Linked DNA regions of Mus musculus: all the other regions are linked to region 2. Evidence: chromatin loops called from intact Hi-C (ENCODE). Cell type or tissue: heart. All regions are shown on one strand. Each heading gives the region's core, and the rest is flanking DNA. Links, peaks and the distances in the headings are about the cores only.

Region 1 (4,739 bases), core at 550-4,549, 310 kb after region 2:
ATGATATGGAAAAAGAAACTTGCTTTCTATGCCTAGTTCCCCTTATTCTTGTTTTCAAGTTGATTCCTTCACTGGCATTACAACCTCCTTCTATCACACACTGAAAACGATCTGAGACATGGTGGGCTCAGCAACTACTGGATTCTTCTGCCAGGAGACAGCTATTCTTGGAATAATCAGGCCACTGACTGTAAGCCACTCTAATAAATCTCAAATATGTGTGTGTGTGTGTGTGTATTCATATACATGCATATATTTTTTATTCTATCAGTGCTGTTTCTCTAGAGAACCCTGACTAATAAAATAAAATTTTCTTTTAATGATTATAAGCTGGGTGTGGTGGCACACGCCTTTAATCCCAGCACTTGGGAGGCAGAGGCAGGCGGATTTCTGAGTTCGAGGCCAGCCTGGTCTACAAAGTGAGTTCCAGGACAGCCAGGGCTATACAGAGAAACCCTGTCTCGAAGAACCAAAAAAAAAAAAAAAAAAAAAAAATCACAGGTCTCAAGTTTTATTTTCTTTCATAACCACTGAGCCATCTCTCCAGCCCCCCACAACTGAGTTTCATACTGGCTCATTGATTTGCTTTGCCACCAGGGTAAGGTTTTTTTTTTTCACCCTCCATCCTCTTCTACATTTATTGTCAGATTTCTTGATGATAGCATTCTGTCTGGAGTGAGAATTAACTTATTCAAAGTAATTTTAATTTACAGTTCTCTGATAACTAGGGATGTTGAACAGTTTTAAAAGTAGTTATTGGTGTTTCATATTTGTGAGCCAATTCTGTCATAGTTTTTTTTTTTAAGTTTAAAAAACTCTTTAATGTGTATGTGGTGGTGAAGTGTATACAATGTAATTGGTAGTGGAAATGTGAAGTCCTAAGTGGAGCTTCATGGTTTAAAACAGCCATTCTAATTGTATAGAAGTTCGTGAAGATGAATCAGTTTGGTACTGGGCAGGTGTGAGCATGCTGTTGGCTGTGGTGAACTCTTTCATGACTTCCTAGCTACACTGCACTGAAATTTCTGAAGCCATGAGCCAACTGAAACCTTTCTATCAGATATTTTGGTTAGAGTGAGGAGAAAATTCATAAATACAGTCTCCCTTTTAAAATGCACATGAATACTATCCACCATAAAGCTGGAATACCTGCATTATGCTCAGAAAGAACGTACTTCAGAGTAATAATAACAGCAAAAAGTAGGTCAGTTTACAATGTAGATCTTTCCATAACAATAAAAACTTTCTCTGGCGGGTGATAAATAAGGGCAGTAGCAGCTGACAGACAGAAAAGAAATAGAGAATGAGCCATAATTATAGCCATATTTCAGTACTTTTTCAGTGCTGGGTATTGAACCCAGAGACTCATACATGATAGGCTGACATTTTTGTTTGTTTGTTTTAGGTTTTTCGAGATAAGGTTTCTCTGTGTAGCCCTGGCTGTCCTGGAACTCACTCTGTAGCCCAGGCTGGCCTTGAACTCAGAAATCCGCCTGCCTCTGCCTCCCAAGTGCTGGGATTAAAGGCGTGCACCACCACACCTGTCTTGGCCCTAGCCTTCTTATATGCCCTTTTTATGCCCGAAAAGACAAGCAAGACAGGAAACCAGAGCCATGTTGAAGATCAACTTAACTGACATTTATAAAATACTCTACACAATAACTGAACATACTTTATTACCAAAGCACAATTAACATTTACCACATCAGATGATACTCGGAAGCACGTGACAAGTTTTTTAAAAAATTATTTAAATGATTCAAATATAATTTATAAAGACTTTGCAAGTCAAGTGAAACGAAAACTCTTTATCGAAATAAGTGGGATTCAGTTAAGTTATTATTCATATAGTAAGTTATCAAACGACTCTAAGTATTATCACAGAAATGACCTCAGTTTGTGAATTAAGGTAGAAAAATTAAAAATTGAATAACTATTGAGTTCGAGGCCAGCCTGGTCTACAAAGTGAGTTCCAGGACAGCCAGGGCTATACAGAGAAACCCTGTCCCGACAAAACAAAAACAAAACAAAAACAAAAAAACAACCAAACTAAAAACAATGGGGGAAAAAAACCCAGAATAAATAACAAGAAAACCAAAAAGCAGTAAACAAATCATTACTTTCGGGATTGGGAACGGTCAGATTCTACGGGGACAAAACAGGGCTATTGTTTACAGATATTCATCAATAAATCAAGCAGTTTAGACAGTTTCACCAGATACTAAAGTTCTCTCAATGAGAAACAATGGTGGGTATTTGTTAGACAAGTGAGTGCGAGCTAGGGCAGGGTAATGTGTGGGTGGTTTTGGGGGCCTTAGAGGCATGATTTTGTCTCCAAGAAACTGTTTTTGTTTGTTTGTTGTTGAGGAGAACATCACCCACGATTTCATACTGATCTTTCCAGCAATGGGAAGGTTGGTTTTGGATATCTCCTGGAAGGCCCTCCATGGACAGAACAGGCCTCCTGGAAATGGCCAGCGGCACGTAACTTAGGAGGCGGCGCCAGCGGAGCGGGGTGGCCTACTGCCCTGCGGAAGGGCCGGGCTGTACCTTCCCTCGCCACCATCTCAGCAGCCGCCGCAGACTCCCTGGCTGGACCAGGGTGGGGCTGTGCGCCTGCGCAGCTCAGCAAACGCGCTCTCCAGTGTCGGCTGCCGGAAGTCTGACCTTTCGCTCCCGCTGATGATTCCTTTCCGGGGTCACGTTGATCTTCCGGGTCCTGTGACAGGGTTGTCTACGCCGCCTTTTCGGCGACTTTTTAGTCTTCCGCCTTTTTTTTTTTTTCCTCCCCCACCCCCCTTTCTTTTTGTTGTCGCCACCCCCAGCCTTCCACGGCCGCGCGGGCCTGGCCTTAGGCTCGTGACTCTCCGCCGCCCTGCCCGCCCGAGCTGGGCCTCGCTGCGCCGGGCCGCTGGCTGCTCCTACCTCTGCCTGCTCGGGCGGCAGCTCCGGCCTGGGAGCGTGTTGGCGGGCAGTGCCGCTGGGCCCCGCTCGGCCCTTCGGCGTGGACGCCGGTGAGTTTCAGGGCTTCGGTGGGGATGCACGAGTGCAGGCCCCGGTCCCCGGCCGGGCGCGTGAAACTTGGCTGAGACTGGCGCTGTGTTTTGCGCGGGAGAGCCTGGCGCTCCCCCGGAGCTCCCTGGATTAGGGGCGTTCCCAGGCCGCCGGACTTTGGGAAGAATGTTGGCCTTTCTCTGATCTGTCTTCTCGCTAGTTCTCATGTCGCCTCCCGCCCTCTCCTCACTCCCTAGACCGAAAGAGTAAGACTGTCTTGATACTCCCTCTTGGAGTTCCAAAAGGCAGTGGAGACCCAAGGTAAATGTCTAAATTAACGAACTCTTGTGGAAGGCATTTATCTCTGAGACAATTAAACAGCATGGAGTCATCTCAGTCAGGTCAGGACTGGCTGATGGTCGAATTCACTTTTCCTAGTCATATTTGTGGTTGGGCTCTCCTTTCTTTAACTGCTTAAGAACACAAGGGGCAATGTGTTTCCTGGTATCTGTGATTTAAGTTTCTTGTTTTGCCCTATTTGAGCGTTGTTTAAAGTAATTAGTTTGTTGATAAGAGGAAGAGGAAAAATTGTGCAGGTCAAACAGGATTGGAAATTTAACGTGTTTAGCGTATGGTTTTTGTGAAGTCACACTACCATCATAGTACATAGTTTAGTACTATAGGGCTTTGCTGTGTTAACAGCTATTAACACGGTTAATCTGTACTGATTAGTAACCTGTAATAGAAACACTGGTTGGTGTGAATTGCCCCAATTGTATGTGTTCGAGAAATACACAGACTCTGTGAAACTCTTAGATGGAATTTAATTTTTAATAAAAAGAATGCTCTGTTCAGAGCCTGAAGGTGGTTTTGACAGTGCATGCTGAGCAGGATCTGGGAGTTACACTTGTGTTGTAGAACAAAGAACTGATCCAAGACACTTAGAGTGCACACATAACTTGATTAAGCCATGCAGTTCTTGTAGGAAATTGCTACTTTCTCAGGAATCTTGGTGAAGAGACAGTTATGTAAACTTGAGTAGTCTATAACTTCTTGTTGAGATCAATTTGACTAAAGTTAATTCCAGTTGCAAATTAAGAGACCAAATACTGTTATCACTAGAAATACTCTGTTACTGTCTTGTCTCGTGTCTTCATTTACACATAAACCTGTATTAATCTTGCCTTGATTTAAGCATATTAGACAAAACAGTCTTTAAGGTTCTTTTCTCAAGGCAAGAAGTAGTACAATGCTTTTTAAAAACAGTACACATTTTACCTAGATTATCCTATTTTATTGTTTTGTACAGATTTAAAAGCCAGTAACTTTTAAGATATGAAAAGTAGGATACTATCTATTTCTGGATGTTACTATAAAATTTAGTCATACTACTACAGAAAATGTGAAATAACTTACAGGTAGTCTCTAGTGGGGGAAGCTTTTTAAAGACTATAACGAAAATGGTTAAAATTTTATGAAGTTCTGATATAGTGATGATAGTTTCACTTGATCTTATTTCATTAAACTATTTTACAAACATCTCTTGTGTTTTGTTTTGCTATTCAGTCAGGATCTCTCTCTATAGCTTTAGCTAGCCTAGACCTTACCATGTTTTTGGACCAGGCAGGCCTTGAACTCACAGAGATCTGCCTCCCTCTGTCTTTTAAGCAATGGGATCAAAGGTTTGTATGCCACCACACCTGGCTCCTTTGTGTTTTTGCAGTAGATTATTGTTTTAATATCAT
Region 2 (4,739 bases), core at 551-4,550:
CCCAGATTACCAAACAATCCTCGATAGTTTCTAAGCCTTTTCAAAGTTGCCATGGTGTGTTCGTGCTTTTCTTGTCGCTTTACCTCTTCCCAGGGAGTAACTTACACACCCAACAATCAGATATGGACCTAAATAGAGAATGCTAGAGCACTACAGTAACATGTCATGGGAATTTGGCTTGTTTCTTTTCATTTGTCGGCTAACAATGACTAAGATAGGGGAAACTTGAAACAGCGAGACTTCCCATTTGAAAAAGCACAGTGGCAAGTATGTTAGGGGAAAATACTTAACACCTGTGTAAACATGAACCCGTTTCCCCTCCGTGGTTTGTGATAAGTCACAATTTTATAGCAGTAGATAGGTATGACAGTTAATCCATGTACATCAAATGTTGCTCTGTTTTGTGTGAGGTAGACTAACCTTGTGGCTCAGGCTGACTACAGGAGGCAATCCTACCCCAGACTCCCAGATGGTAGAATTGAGGTATAGCTACCAAGCCTGGCATTGATTTCTTTTAGGCATATTTAGCCTGCATTCTGCAGATTTATAAATGTATTGAATAAAGAGAGCTGGTGATTTCAAACTCTATCACAAAAAAAAAACAAAAAAACAAAAAAACAAAAAAACTAAGCAGTTATCTTTTTATCAAAAGGACAATTTTTCTGTAACGTTACTTGCTGAAGACTCCAATTTGCAGTGGGTTTCTTTCCTTTAGCATTTTATTTATTTTTGTGTTGCTGGAAATTGAACTCAGGATTTCATGAGTGCTTTGTAAGTACCCCAAGCACTGAGTAACACCCCAGACCCCTCTCCTCTCCTCCCCTCCCCCTCCTCTCCCTCTCCTTCCCTCCTCTCCCTTCCCCTCTTCCTCCTCTTCCCCTTCCCTCCCTCTTCCCTCTCCCTCTCCCTGTAGACCAGCTGGCTATGAACTCCCAGAGATCTGACTGTCTCTCCCTACTGAGTTGTGGAATAAAGGAGTGGGCCACCATACTTGGGTCTCTCCCAGCGTTTTCAAAGGTGCTTTTGATTTGCACGGAAGAGCTGACACATATGTACAAGCTTTGAAAATATGCAGCTCATTATAAGAATTCCAAAAGGTTGAAGTCATTTTTATCTTTTTCTGAATCTTGCTGTGTGTGTGTGTGTGTGTGTGTTTGGTCCAAGAGTAGGCATGGGTTTCAAAGCAGATGTTTAAAGTTTAAAATGTTCAGCAAGGCGGTGGTGGCACACGCCTTTAATCCCAGCACTTGGGAGGCAGAGACAGGCAGATATCTTAGTCCGAGGCCAGCCTGGTCTACAAAGTGAGTTCCAGGACAGCCAGGGCTACACAGAGAAACCCTGTCTCCAAAAAACCAAAACCAAAACAAAAAAAAAAGTTCAGCCAAGAGATAGGTCTAAAACTTTTGACTATCAATTTAGATGTCAGGCCAATACAAAACTGTGTGTAGCTGACAACGTGAGGGTGACTCAGATGATTTTCACACGTTTTAGAAATGTGGCTTAAAGTAAAAGAACTAATTCCTATTATACATTAGTGCCTGCTTGATGCCTTAGACACTGACAGGAAAGATGACGCCAATAATATAAAGTGGATTATAAACCTACTAGACAATATTAGGAATGTTTCAACACAATTTAGTATGAATAATTGGATTTTTCTGGCTGGTTTTTGAAACAAGGTCTTTTGTAGCCCCTGCTGGCCTTGAATTACCATATCTGGTTGCCTCTACTCACCAAGTGTTGGGATTATAGTTATGCACTGCCTTGCCAGGCTGATAAAAACTTTTTGTTTGTGCTTTCTGGGAACTCTGATAACTGAATACAATGTCAAAACTTTAGTGCAGTGACTGCCCAAAGAGATTCTCAGAACAGTACACAACGAGGAAAGCCGAAGCAATAAAAGAAGGATAAATTGAGACAAATGTTCACGCTCTTTAGGACGTGACTGAATTTTCCTACTGTTTTCGTATTCTCCTGAGTTGTTTTGCATACATGTCTAACTTAAATTGTGTCTGAAGGATGTCAGGGGAGAATGGAACCCTTTGGCTTAGCCTTGTAAAGCAAGGCAGAGTTCCCGGACTGTTTAGGACGCGTCTGAACACAGTTGGCGATCCAGATTCACTTAGGGTGAAGGAGGGCTACATCAAGGTCCTTGAACAAAGTCTCAGAGTCCCTCTGCCTTTGCTCCTCTTGCCGGGGGTTCAAAGCAACCTGTGCGGCCGGGCACACCAGTCTCTCATCTTGCAGAAAAGCGTCATCCCGCAGCCACAGACTCCGGGCCGGGAAAAAGGGGGCAGGGCTGGGGCCAGGAACGCGGCGGCGCGCAGGCGCGGCTGGAGGGACGCGGAGGGGGGCGGGGCGCCGCCGGGCGGGCGGGACGCGCGCCGCCGCTCCCGTTGCCGCTGCTGCCGCCGCCGCGTCAGCAGCGTGCCGCACGTGCCCGTGTTTACGTCCCTCGTGGAGCCGCAGACGTCACAGCCGAATGGCAACATTGTGGCGACGCTGAGACTAGCGCTTTAGGAGTCTGCTTTCTGGTTCTGGTTCTGGCTGGCTGGGCGCTGTTGGCCGGGGGCAGAGGGGCGGCGGGGAGGTAGGCCCCGGCGGGCGAGCGGCGGACGCGCGCCTCAGCACGCAGCCCCGCGGCTCCGCGCAGGCCGGTCCGGCGGCCCAGGGCCCTGCGCTGCGGCAGCGAGCGGCTTGTAAACAGATCCGGCCGCACGTGACCATGTGAACTACCTGCTCCGGGCCGCGTATTGTCTCTTCTGAGAGCCGCACCACAAAGGAGCCGGTGGGTGAGCGGCCGGCGCGCTAAGATGGCTGCAGGCGCCCCGCAAGGGTGAGCTGGGGGCGCGGCCACCGCGGAGACTCGGCCGGGCGGGCGACCCCCCTCGCCGGGCACCGGAGCTACCATGTCGTTCGCGCTGGAGGAGACACTCGAGTCCGACTGGGTGGCGGTGCGGCCCCACGTATTCGACGAGCGCGAGAAGCACAAGTTTGTGTTCATTGTGGCCTGGAACGAGATCGAAGGCAAGTTTGCTATAACCTGTCACAACCGGACGGCCCAGAGACAGAGGAGCGGTTCCCGGGAACAGGCGGGGACGCCCGCGTCTGATGGGAGTCGCGGTCCGGGCAGCCCCGCGGCCAGGGGTCGGTCAGAGGCCGCTGCCTCTGCTACAGCAGCGCTCCGGAGTCCCGGGCCACGGAAAAGCCAGGCCTGGGCCGAGGGCGGCTCTCCGCGCAGCGCGCGCAGCCTGAAGGGGGATCCTCCTCGGGGTCCCGCGGGCAGAGGACCGGAGAGTCCTCTCCGTAGCCCCGCGCGGGCTAAGGCCAGCCCGCTCCGCAGAAGCGCCGAATCCCGAGATGCGACCGCCAGTGCCACGCCAGCCCCGCCGGCGCCCCCGGTGCCCCCGGTGTCGTCGGTGCGGGTGGTGAGTGCCTCCGGGGCGGTCTCCGAGGAGATCGAGGTCCTGGAAATGGTGAGGGAGGACGAGGCGCCACAGCCGCTCCCGGACTCGGAGCAGCCGCCGTCTGCCGCGGAGCTGGAGTCTCCGGCCGAAGAATGCAGCTGGGCCGGGCTTTTCTCCTTCCAGGATCTGCGAGCCGTGCATCAGCAGCTGTGCTCGGTAAACTCCCAGCTGGAGCCGTGTCTGCCGGTGTTCCCCGAAGAGCCGTCAGGCATGTGGACGGTGCTGTTTGGGGGCGCCCCCGAGATGACCGAGCAGGAGATCGACGCTCTATGTTACCAACTCCAGGTATACCTGGGCCACGGCCTGGACACGTGTGGCTGGAAGATCCTTTCTCAGGTTCTTTTCACCGAGACGGATGATCCGGAGGAGTATTACGAAAGCCTCAGCGAGCTGCGGCAGAAGGGCTATGAAGAGGTGCTTCAGCGGGCCAGGAGGCGCATCCAGGAGGTGAGTGCGGAGTCCGAGCAGCGGTCCTAGTTTTCACGTCTCACTGCCAAGTGTTGGAGCCTGGGTTTGGGGTCTGCGAAGTGTCTTCTTTTCTAGCCGCGGGAAAAGGAAGAACAGGAGGGCTCCTGATCGGCTTTCTTTACTTATCTCAGCGATGGATCTTTGGGAAGTTTTGAGTTTTTTTACCCCTCCAAAAAGTACCCAGTTTACTAAAAATACAGGTAGAGATAAAAGCATTTAGAAAAACAGGTATTCTGTAATCTTAAACTAAATGAATGTTACTCTCCCCCTAAAGTAGCTTGCCCAGACATTAGCTCTTCTTTCAGGGTGTCATGTTTATGTACTGAAAATTGTTGTCTTACCGATCAAAGTTGATCTGCTTTTGTTTGCCTTGTGTGCTCTGGCAACATAGGTAAGTATGAAATTTTACTTTTCAGCGTTTTGCGGTGCTCAAAGTGTACCACTGAACTACACCCAGCCCTAAATTTATTTTTTAAAAAGTGTGTTGACTTGACCAAATGAGAATTGACATAAGTAAGATTTTAGACTATGAAGTCTTTACAGATGGCTCAAGTTTCACTCCTGTTTTAGGGAGAAGGTAGGTCAAGGGCAGGAATGCTTTGAGCTTTTATATGTAGTGTGAACACTTTAACATACTTCTTGAGTCTTTAAATAACAGGAAATAAAGGCTATACGTAGTGAGCTCTTCAGTGTGTGTTTATAGTCATGCCTCTTCTGTAGAAATGTACTAAAAAGTGTAATTTAATAAGGTGACTTCTAATGGGCAATATACAATTTTTCAAAGCAATTTGTTTTAATGTCACA
Region 3 (4,739 bases), core at 503-4,502, 98 kb after region 2:
TCCCTAGTGTTAGTCCTCTATTTAAATGAAAACGTGGTATTCTTTGATATTCAGAAACTCATAGATAAAATCATATGTTTTCAAAATTCTATCCATCAAATAAATTTTATTACCTGATTTCTCAGAGAAGTATCTCATCTCTGAGCATGTGTACCCAAAAGATTCCTTCTATAATAGACAGGTGAGGGAAATACCCTAAGGTTGATGGAGGTGACAGGCAGGATGGAATAGCACAGAGAATACATGGTGGTCCAGTGTCTGATACACATGTGTCAGAGACACCTTACTGTAGAAACTACCTTTAGAAACAAACGATTTATTTTCATTCTAATATAAATTAGTATGTATGTATTGACATACATACACATAAATATAAAACATACTAAAGAATCTGTTTGAGTGAGAAAGATGGGTTAATCTGCTTAATTTGTATTTAACAATTCAATCATTTGGGGTACAAACAAAAAAAATTGGGTGCATTCATTGACTCCAGAGTTAGGTACCCAAGCATACACTAAGAAGAACCCTCTTCACTATCACAGGCATTGTACAGCAAGATACACGATTCTGATGCAGTTCCTACTCGCAGAGCAGGCAGCACTTGGCTTACTTTTAAATTGTTTTGTGAAAGAAATGTATCATATAAAGAAATGCATGTTTGCTAAATGTCTTAAAATTACATCAAAAAAACAGTAAAACCTGCTCTTGGAGAAGAGTCTGTTGAAGGTATCTCCTGTTTTGAAATGCCTAGTTAACAGTTCAAAATATAGCCTTGTGAAGTTTGAATAAAGACATGGTTTCTGTGAAGACCCATCTGCCACAGTCACAATTTAGATGCAGTCCTCTCGGCTTGACCGCTAGGTGGAAGTGGCCGTCCTTGAAAACAGTTATATACCTTAAAATTATCTATAATAAACAGTGCCCCCTAACCATTATTTTTCATAAATTGAAATGCATTGATCACTCAGAAAAGATTTCTTGCCAAATATATAAATAAATGTAACTGCATATTTTCTGTAAATATACTTAACATTGCTAGACTAAACCGTCAAGGACGGACTGCTGTATTTCAGTTCTGTGTGTCAAATTTACTATAAATTTAAAAAGAAAAATATCTGAGGGACTCAGCTGCCTTTGTTTAGTTGGCTTTAAAATGTATAATAAACTGGGAGACAGTATCCTCTCATAAATACATGGAATCAATATGGAAAAGTAAACTATATAACAGACAAGATTGGAGATAGCAGAGTGTACCAGAGTAGTCACTAGAGTGAAAACACTCTCAGTACAAAAAGGGAAGAACTCCAGACACCCGTTGATAGTGAGTTTCACTTAGAGGCATAGCTCCCCAACTCCTGGCAAGGATTAATTGGTAATGGCCCTTTCTCAGCAGCGAAAAATTATCCTGAGAAATTATTCAGATAACAACAAAGACAGGGCTTCCATTACTAAGTTTTTGCACAAAACACAGCTGTAGATATCATAAATAAATTTAAAAAGCATATAATCTTCACTGTGTTGAACAAAAGAGGAGAAGGGACCCAGACATTGTTAATTCTCCCATTGGCTAATATCAGGGGGAAAAGATTGCATTAAAGTGTCTACTTATAACTTTCCAGTTAACTATGGCCAATATACATGGAGGTAATTTGTAGTTCAAGTTTTTCATGTCTTTTTTTTTCCCCAACTAGCTATAAGCTAAATTCTAAAATTTATACTGAAATATACAATTCCAATTTTCAAAACACCCTCCTCCTGGAGGAATGATATTCAAAAAATTTTGTGCAATCTTGGTACGGAGCCCAAACAGTCCTAGGAAGACAGACAGCATCTCTCCATCTATTGGCACTGAAATTTCACTCTCTTTAGCTGCATTCCAGTAGCTTGGCCAAATTATCTCGTAATTCTGTTAGTTCAAATATTTTTCCATCCAGAATTTCTAGGAGTGTCTTCAGGTTACTGCGGAAAGCCTCTTGTTCGTTCTGGCTCTTCTCCAGGCGCTGTTCTAGGTCAGACAGCTGCCCCTCCAGGTCTTTATTTCGAATTTCAACTTCCTTCAGAAAGAAAAGTATAACACACATACATGTCAGTTCATCCTTCAGACGACAATGCATTCCTACCATTCCTAGTGTCCTCCTGTAAGTCTGACAATCAGGCTGTGCCTCTGACATTCAACTTCATACAATTTAAGGAGATTTGTATTCAGCCATCTCAGAAAGCCACGGCTTGGTTATGATACACCTGACCTCTCATCAATAGCAAACCGCTGCTCCTGTTTCACGCCATGCAGTTACAGGGCAAGCACAACACCCTTGTTGTGGAAGATTATGTACAACTCCATTTTATTGCTACTCCTACGTAACTGAGAAATAAGATGAGGGTAGGCAGAGACAAGAAGGAAGTAAGTTCTAACCAGTAACTCTAAAGTTAGAGTTAGAAAGGAAGCAACTCCCTAAAATGAGAGTGCAACTTGGTCTTATACTGATCCTGATCTCACAGTCAGGATCAAAGGAATGTATGTTTAAGAATATATAATTGTTCAACTCTAGAGACTAAAATGCATAGATACAGTAACTGCATGTAACAGAAGTATAAAGTTGCCAATTCTATGCTGGCAATCCAGGAAAGAGAGAAATGACAACAAGAAAGCAAAATTTTGTGACAACACAAAATCTATGGCAAATACTAGATAATGAAGCAAGTCCAAAAAGCCAAAATTACATGAGTGATGATTTAGCTTAAGCTTTAAAAAAATCAAATTTAGAGTTGGCTCAGCAGTTAAGAGCACTGGCTATTCTTCTATAGGACCAGGATTCAATTCCCAGCACCCACATGGCAGCACACATCCATCTGTAACTCCAGTTCCAGGGAATCCAATGCCATCTTCTGGCCTCCACAGGCATTGCATGCATGTGGTACATAAATATGCATGTTGACAAAACATTCATACACATAGAAATAAAGATGTAAATGAAGGAATTCTGCTGTTTGCATTAGGAATACTTTTTTCTCCATATTATTTTTTTTCACAATATTTTCAAAAATGGAAGCGTTTAGAGCCAGCAAGATGCTCACCAGATAAAGATTCTTGTTTCCAAAACTCACAACCTGGGTATAGTATTGCACACCAGTACTAGGGAAGCAGAGGCAGATAGATCTCTGTGAGACCAAGGTTAGCCTGGTCTACAGAGTGAGTTTCAGGACACCCATAGCTACATAGTGAGACCTTGACTCATTCACTCACATACACATACACCATACACACATAGTGGAAATTTACAATCCACTGTGGCAAACACATAATAAATATATAAATGTAATTAAAACATTGAAGTCTTGAGAAAAAGATTTGGGTAAACTGATTTGAAAACATTAAATAAAGTAACAATTGGCCGGGCAGTGGTGGCGCACGCCTTTAATACCAGCACTCAGGAGGCAGAGGCAGCCTGAGTTCGAGGCCAGCCTGGTCTACAGAGTGAGTTCCAGGACAGCCAGGGCTATACAGAGAAACCCTGTCTCAAAAAACCAAAAAAAAAAAAAAAGAAAAGTAACAATTGATAATCCTCATCATAACCATGTGATCTGACATTATAGCATGCTTAGATGAGCTCCAATGTGTAGAAGAATCAAGAGGGAAACAGCACAGCTACAGTTTATAACTTAAGAGTCTAACAGCCCAGTACAATCTCAAAGTGTTTGCTACTTGATGTTAGCCACTTCAACGTTAGTCTTGCATGTTTTTAATCAATCTTCGAATAATCTGCAAAGTGAAGACATCTAATAAAAAATTTGAAATTAATAGTAATAAATTTAGAAGCTAAATCCATAGAGGCTGTAAACTATTAGAGAGGAAGAAGTCCTGTGATCAAATGTGAAAATTGCACTCATGACTGCAGAGTGTTCTTTTGCATTTCAACAAGCTTAAGGATTGAATGTTTCCAGCTACAGAAATAGACTGAACGTCACTCCTCATCATGTCCAGCTCACAGCCACTGCCCAGTTTGCCCTCTACAGCGTCCCTTAGAAATGAAAGGCCCCTTGTTCTCTTCTCCACCCAATGTAACATCCAAACATTTTAAATGGAACCTCACAAAACACTATTTCTTCAGTTGTTTAAAGCCGCACTATACTCTTTAGATGAATGTCCTACTCCAAGACAGGCCTCTGTAGGAAATGTACTAGTTAGGTAACATAGCAGCACTCACACTATACAGATGGCTGTGACCTATTTTTAGATGGGGAGAATATGTTCTAGGTAAGAATAGATAACCTAGAGAGTAGGGGCCAAGTAGTGTGACTGAAGTGACAGCCAGCACTCGCCAGTCTCCTTCTGGCCTTTGCTGCTCTCCCCGGGCTTGCCTTCTACCATTGCTTTTGTCAGTTAATTTCCTCATCTTTAAGGCACACGAGGGCCACCAATTTCATGCTGCACATGAAAAAAAATAATAGAACAGAATCTCAAATTCCTTTGTTAAGAGACTCAAAATAGATTTTTTTTTTAAATTACATATTAAAACTATAGCCAATGGGACCGGCTATACTAATTTTCACTACATTTAAATCCTACACCATTCAATCTAAATAAAAGCCATACAAAAATTGTCTTGACATCTGCCTCGCAGATTATACTTAAGATATCAAGTATGCACTTAAGATATATCTTATAATAGACTATGAACATTTACACATATCAGGATATTTCAATCGACAAGAGAAGCGTCAATAACTCATATCTACAC
Region 4 (4,739 bases), core at 357-4,356, 350 kb after region 2:
TTGCCTTCAGTCTTCACTCGACTCCCTGGGACACTGTCTGAGGGGTGGCTGTACTGTTTATAGCACTTCACAACTGACTTTGATAGACTCTGGAGGTTGCTTTAGATTTTGTGTTGAAACAATACATTTTGCACTGTTGTAACAGGAACACTAACAACAGTTAGTGACTTGTTTATGGACTATTTGAAAGTCTCTGACTTAAATATTTTGGAAAAAATGGAGTTTCTTCTGCTTTCTGATAGCACAGTGAACCTGTGCACTGTGGCTTCGCCTGTTTTCCTGGTTTTATTTTCCTCATGATAGGAAACAGCAGAAAACGGAAACATCAACGTTGAGATTATATCCTACTTGTAGAATCAGATTTCCGTGGATTATAATCTAAACTGGAATTTTTAGGCAGTAAGCCACTACAAAGTGTTTTAGATAAGACAATAAAGTTATAAATAAAAGTTTAATGTTTATACAAAAATCTTTTTTAGTATTTCTCTTCCACATGAAAGTAGTAGTTCAGATGCAAGCTAAGCTGTTTAATAAGATTGTTTTTAGTTTATGTAAATACTTGTAAATTGGTCAGTACCTGTATTGTACATTTAAATATAAAAAGTAATCTTGAAGGCAGTTTTAACTTTTTCAAAGATTGCAAACTTCTTGTAGGCCTACAGTGGTACAATTTGTACCACTAAACTATTTTTTGCAGACCAATTAAAAAACTAAAACTTTCACTTTGTTTGACTTACAAAGGGTGCATATTTTCTTTTTTCTTTTTAAGTTTAAATTTTTGTATGCTGTCAAATGGAATAAAGTTTATATCTGGACATTGTTGAGGTGTTATTTTTCTGTGCAGTTGTTTTTGTGATATTAAGGCTGTAATTATCTTAACTGATCGGAACCTAATCGTGCTTGATTATTGAATGCGAAGAGTGTCTGGGACGAAGCTCATCTGGAGCCTGTGAACCACATTACTTCTGTGTTATAATTAGGATTAGAGCTTTCTCTATGGGTCAGTTTTTTAGAATACTGATCTGTAGTACTTTTGATGCAGTTTAAAAAAATTTACATATGATTTTTTTTCTTGGAAACATTTCTAAGATTTATCCCACATTGTGCAGCGCTTTCTCAGAGTGTATTGAGTATAACAGTTCAGTGTGACCTCAGGTAATGTTTGTCAATCATAGTCCCTTGGGGACGGGTGTTCTACTCTGCAGCACTATGGCATTTAATAAAGCCTCAGACTTTGCCGTAGTGTGGACTCTTGCATTGCCACCATGTTGTTTTCAGTGGTTCCACTCTCCTAGTCAGACTATTTGTTGTAACAAATAGACAAAAGGCTTAAGAAATCTGCATACTGGAATCCATGAGCCAGCACTTAAGATCATATACTCAGGGCAGTCCAGCTGTATCAGCTAAAGGTGTTTGGTTTTTTACAATTTCTTTTCAGTGCTAGGGATTAAACACAGCCGGTGTCTGCTACGCAAGTGCTCCACCCATTGAGCATTTCCCCAGCTGGAGACTTAAAATCTTTTCAATTTCAAGTGAATACTACATTTTTTGTTTGGATGTGCTGTTAAAATATTGTTAGTATTAGACGTGTGGACTCTAAATAATTCTAAATTTTGAGTTAGTTTGAAATAGGGTCTTGGCAAAATCAGTGGTAAAAGAGGATGCCTATCTATACCTCTCTGTCCTCAGACCCGATGTACAGCACACAAGCTGATGTAACTGGAGAATAATACCCTTAGTTTCCATCTCATTTAACAATTGTAAGAATCTGCGATGATTAAAATAAAGGTTTGGAGATCTAGCCGTCTTTCTAACCGTTGTACTAAACAGGTCTAGGCCTTTTCAGAAACATTATCTTACAAACAGAAACAATCATATTCAAAAGACTGCTTTGAGTTCCTGGAGAGGAGCAGGAGTTCAAACATGGAGATTTCAGAGAAAGGTGGTGATCTTGAATAAGTGAACAGGTGGGCCTCTCAGGCAGAAAGAATTCACTTGATACTGTGTAAATACCTGATTTCTAAAAGTGGATTAGTCAGGATTTGATCTCTATGAGGATCTTGGGCTTTCGTCCTAGAGCAGTGGTTGACAGGTTAAGCACTGGCTTTACTTGATCCAATGAGATCTTAGTCCCCTAGGGCGCTAGTTTGTTTCCATTGTCACAGTAAGAGCAGTGGGGCCTTAAGCTAGCTACAAACCATAACGTTATCTTCTCTGGATGCTGCCTCATTTGGCACGAAGCACCCGCAGCTCAGCTAGAAGTGTAAGAACCACCAGGCCACTAGATGGAAGGCTGGGCTGGTGGGTCCTTTTGACGCTCAACACTGCTTTCTGCCCTGGCCACAAAGGCCGCTGAAGATCTGCCAAAACGGGCGGGGAAGTTGGCAGGGACTGGAACCAGAGGAAGCTGAGCCAGGGCCGCAGAAGCTCCGTGGCGAAACTTTCTTGACGCCTTCTATTTAAAGGCTTGGGGCGACCCCGCCCCGCGCGCCGGGAACCCAAGCAGCCCCGCGGGCCCTGGCAAAGTGCAGTCAGACGGAGAACACCGGGCGAGGCGTGGGCAGCTCCGACTCCGGCCAGGACAGGCGCGATGGAGAGCGGCGACAGCGGACTCGCAGCCCAGGGCTTCCTAGGATGGGGTGCAGACGAGGAGGTGGCCCAGGAGCTGGAGACGGAGGAGGAGTCGGAGGGCGAGGGGGAGGAGACGGCGGCCGAGTCGGAGGAGGAGCCCGACGCCAGGTAGCCTGAGCGGGAACCGCCCGGACCTAACAAAGCTGTCCACTCCACAGGTGTCCCGCCGGGCCAGTGGCCACCCCCCCCCCCCCAACCTTTTCCTTTCCCTTTCCAACCTCAGAAGTTCATTTCCCCGGAGCCAAGCACACTGTCTGGGACGCGCCGCCTTCTTTAAAAACTTGAAGGTGCAAGGTGCTTGCTGTCAGCAGGAGTGACAGGTCCGCCTGCAGCAAAGTTCACAGTCGGCCCCCACCCCCTCCCCCACCCCCGCCTCCCAGCTCCTTGTGACTTGCTCGTTTATTCTTGGAGACTTACTTGGGGTTCTGCCTAACCGCAAAACTGTGCTGGAATACTTGCCTCTGGCTCCCCGCCCTGGATCAATCTTGCCTGCCTGAGCTTGGGGAAGGGTCTGGAGTCAGAAGGCTCTGTCCATTACCTTCAAAGGTATGGCAGCCTCCTAGAGTTCTAGCGCTGGGCTAGTTTGCTGTATGGAAGCTATTTTGGTGCAAACATCCCATACACTCCTTAGAGGGAAGAATCATGAAGGCCAGGTGTGGCTGGCCTGCCCTTGTGATTCCAATAATAGAAAGGCAGAAGCAGGAAGACTGATTTCCAGGCCAGCTGGGCTCTCCTGGGTGATGTTTTAGCAACGTCTGTCCTAAAAGTCGTTCTGGTCCTAAATATCTATCAATAAGGCGAATGAGATTAAGTAATACTATATACATACATACGTGTGTGTGTGTGTGTGTGTGTGTGTGTGTGTGTGCACGCATTAAGGCTTTCTACTTTGTCTCTACTTTGTCCCTTTTCATCCAGCCCTAAAATGACAATAGTAGTATGGATGTTTTGTTTAATCGTAAGCATGTCATCAATGGTATCTCTTCCTGGGTGGTCCTATCAAAAGGCTTTGGGGGTGGCAAGTGATGGTTTATCATTTCAGAATGCCCAACCAAGACCAGAATTGTTCAAGTTGGAGTAGCCCAAGAGTGGCATTGAAGGCTGGGGAGATGGCTCCGCTGGTAAGGTGCTTGCCTTGTGAGCTCAAGGACTGGAGCTTAATCCCCAGTTCCTATGGTCAATACCTGCAGTACTGGCGGAAAGCCCAGCACTGTGGCTTGTGCTTGTTATCTCTGTTAGGGAGATGGAGACAGAATCCCTGAGGCTCACTGTGCTGTCAGTGAGTTCCAGGCTGGTGGTGATGGCTTTTTCTTTTTAAGGTAAACTGTACATGAGGGATTGGTCTCCACATGCGTATACATGTAGTCCCGTGTACATGTATAGGGTACCGCCAATTGCAGAAAACCATCAGCTGGAAATCTTGAAGCAACTACCAAGAAGGAAACACACTCTACCCTCAAAAACTTTGCAGGAAACGATAGAAATTATGAGTATTATGACTATATGCTGAGGAGGACTTTATGCTATATAAACACTGTACTGTGGAAGGTCAGAATGAGGGCAGAAGGTCTAGAATCAGCGAGCACTGGCTCCAGACTGGATATCAGAGGATGGGCAGGAGATGCACGAAGGAAGGGCAGAGGGGAAGGTGCCCATGGGAAATGGGAGAGGGAGGAGGAGGAGGACCAGCAACCCAGGCATGCAGAGAAGAGGTTCTCACAGTGACATGTGGGACACCCATATCCCTGCTCAGCCACTATTTCCCAGAATAACGAGCTCATCTACACTACAACTGGGTCACCTGACAGTTTCAAGCACCACTTCTGAGTTGTCCCTTGCCAAACAAAAGCTAAGACCTTCTAGTGAGGATTTATCTGTGGTAATCTCAGCCTGTTCTGACCATAGGCAGAAAAGTAACCACGGCAAGGAAACGTGTCAGAATAAGCTGAGGGGAAATGGTAGGAGGTGATGGAGACCTGTTTGAGCTAGAGGGTGAGTGACTCAATAGGACTTGAGGGCACTGACAACAGGCAGATAGCAAAGTTGGATGTCAGAAGAGAGTCTATGAAGAGGCAGCACAAAGACAGCATGGACCATGGTGGGGTGCT

The links. Hi-C counts contacts between places; a loop is a spot of excess contacts. Peaks named below come from ENCODE experiments on the same cell type or tissue, not always from the same donor. Only the 100,000 strongest peaks of a DNase experiment are listed, where the experiment ranks them.
Region 1: a loop joins it to region 2, with 2.2 times the contacts of the local background. A loop is called at or near these places in 2 of 42 quality-filtered maps.
Region 3: a loop joins it to region 2, with 2.3 times the contacts of the local background. A loop is called at or near these places in 3 of 42 quality-filtered maps.
Region 4: a loop joins it to region 2, with 4 times the contacts of the local background. A loop is called at or near these places in 2 of 42 quality-filtered maps.

What each region holds. Positions count from the first base shown.
Region 1 is chr13:93,190,369-93,195,107 of GRCm38, reverse strand. Tent2 (terminal nucleotidyltransferase 2) reads left to right here and starts at 2,691. Exons shown (of 15, transcript NM_133905.3): 1 at 2,691-3,014. In heart, for the core only: a CTCF peak has its summit at 2,552; a DNase peak (open chromatin) is centred at 2,577; H3K4me3 peaks cover 2,446 bases; H3K27ac peaks cover 2,286 bases.
Region 2 is chr13:93,497,477-93,502,215 of GRCm38, reverse strand. It overlaps Jmy (junction-mediating and regulatory protein), which reads left to right and starts at 2,408. Exons shown (of 11, transcript NM_021310.3): 1 at 2,408-3,914. The coding sequence starts at 2,910. In heart, for the core only: no CTCF peak of the experiment used is centred there; DNase peaks (open chromatin) are centred at 2,465, 2,725 and 3,605; H3K4me3 peaks cover 2,961 bases; H3K27ac peaks cover 2,713 bases.
Region 3 is chr13:93,399,356-93,404,094 of GRCm38, reverse strand. Homer1 (homer scaffolding protein 1) reads right to left here. Exons shown (of 10, transcript NM_147176.4): 10 at 1-2,054. The coding sequence ends at 1,866. Among named protein-coding and RNA genes, the nearest start is that of Gm6109, 47 kb to the left of the region's middle. In heart, for the core only: a CTCF peak has its summit at 2,892 (motif pointing left); a DNase peak (open chromatin) is centred at 4,294; H3K27ac peaks cover 1,309 bases.
Region 4 is chr13:93,142,358-93,147,096 of GRCm38, reverse strand. Cmya5 (cardiomyopathy associated 5) reads left to right here and starts at 2,373. Exons shown (of 13, transcript NM_023821.3): 1 at 2,373-2,739. The coding sequence starts at 2,591. Tent2 (terminal nucleotidyltransferase 2) reads left to right here. Exons shown (of 15, transcript NM_133905.3): 15 at 1-1,242. In heart, for the core only: a CTCF peak has its summit at 2,287 (motif pointing right); DNase peaks (open chromatin) are centred at 2,396 and 3,216; H3K4me3 peaks cover 2,083 bases; H3K27ac peaks cover 2,389 bases.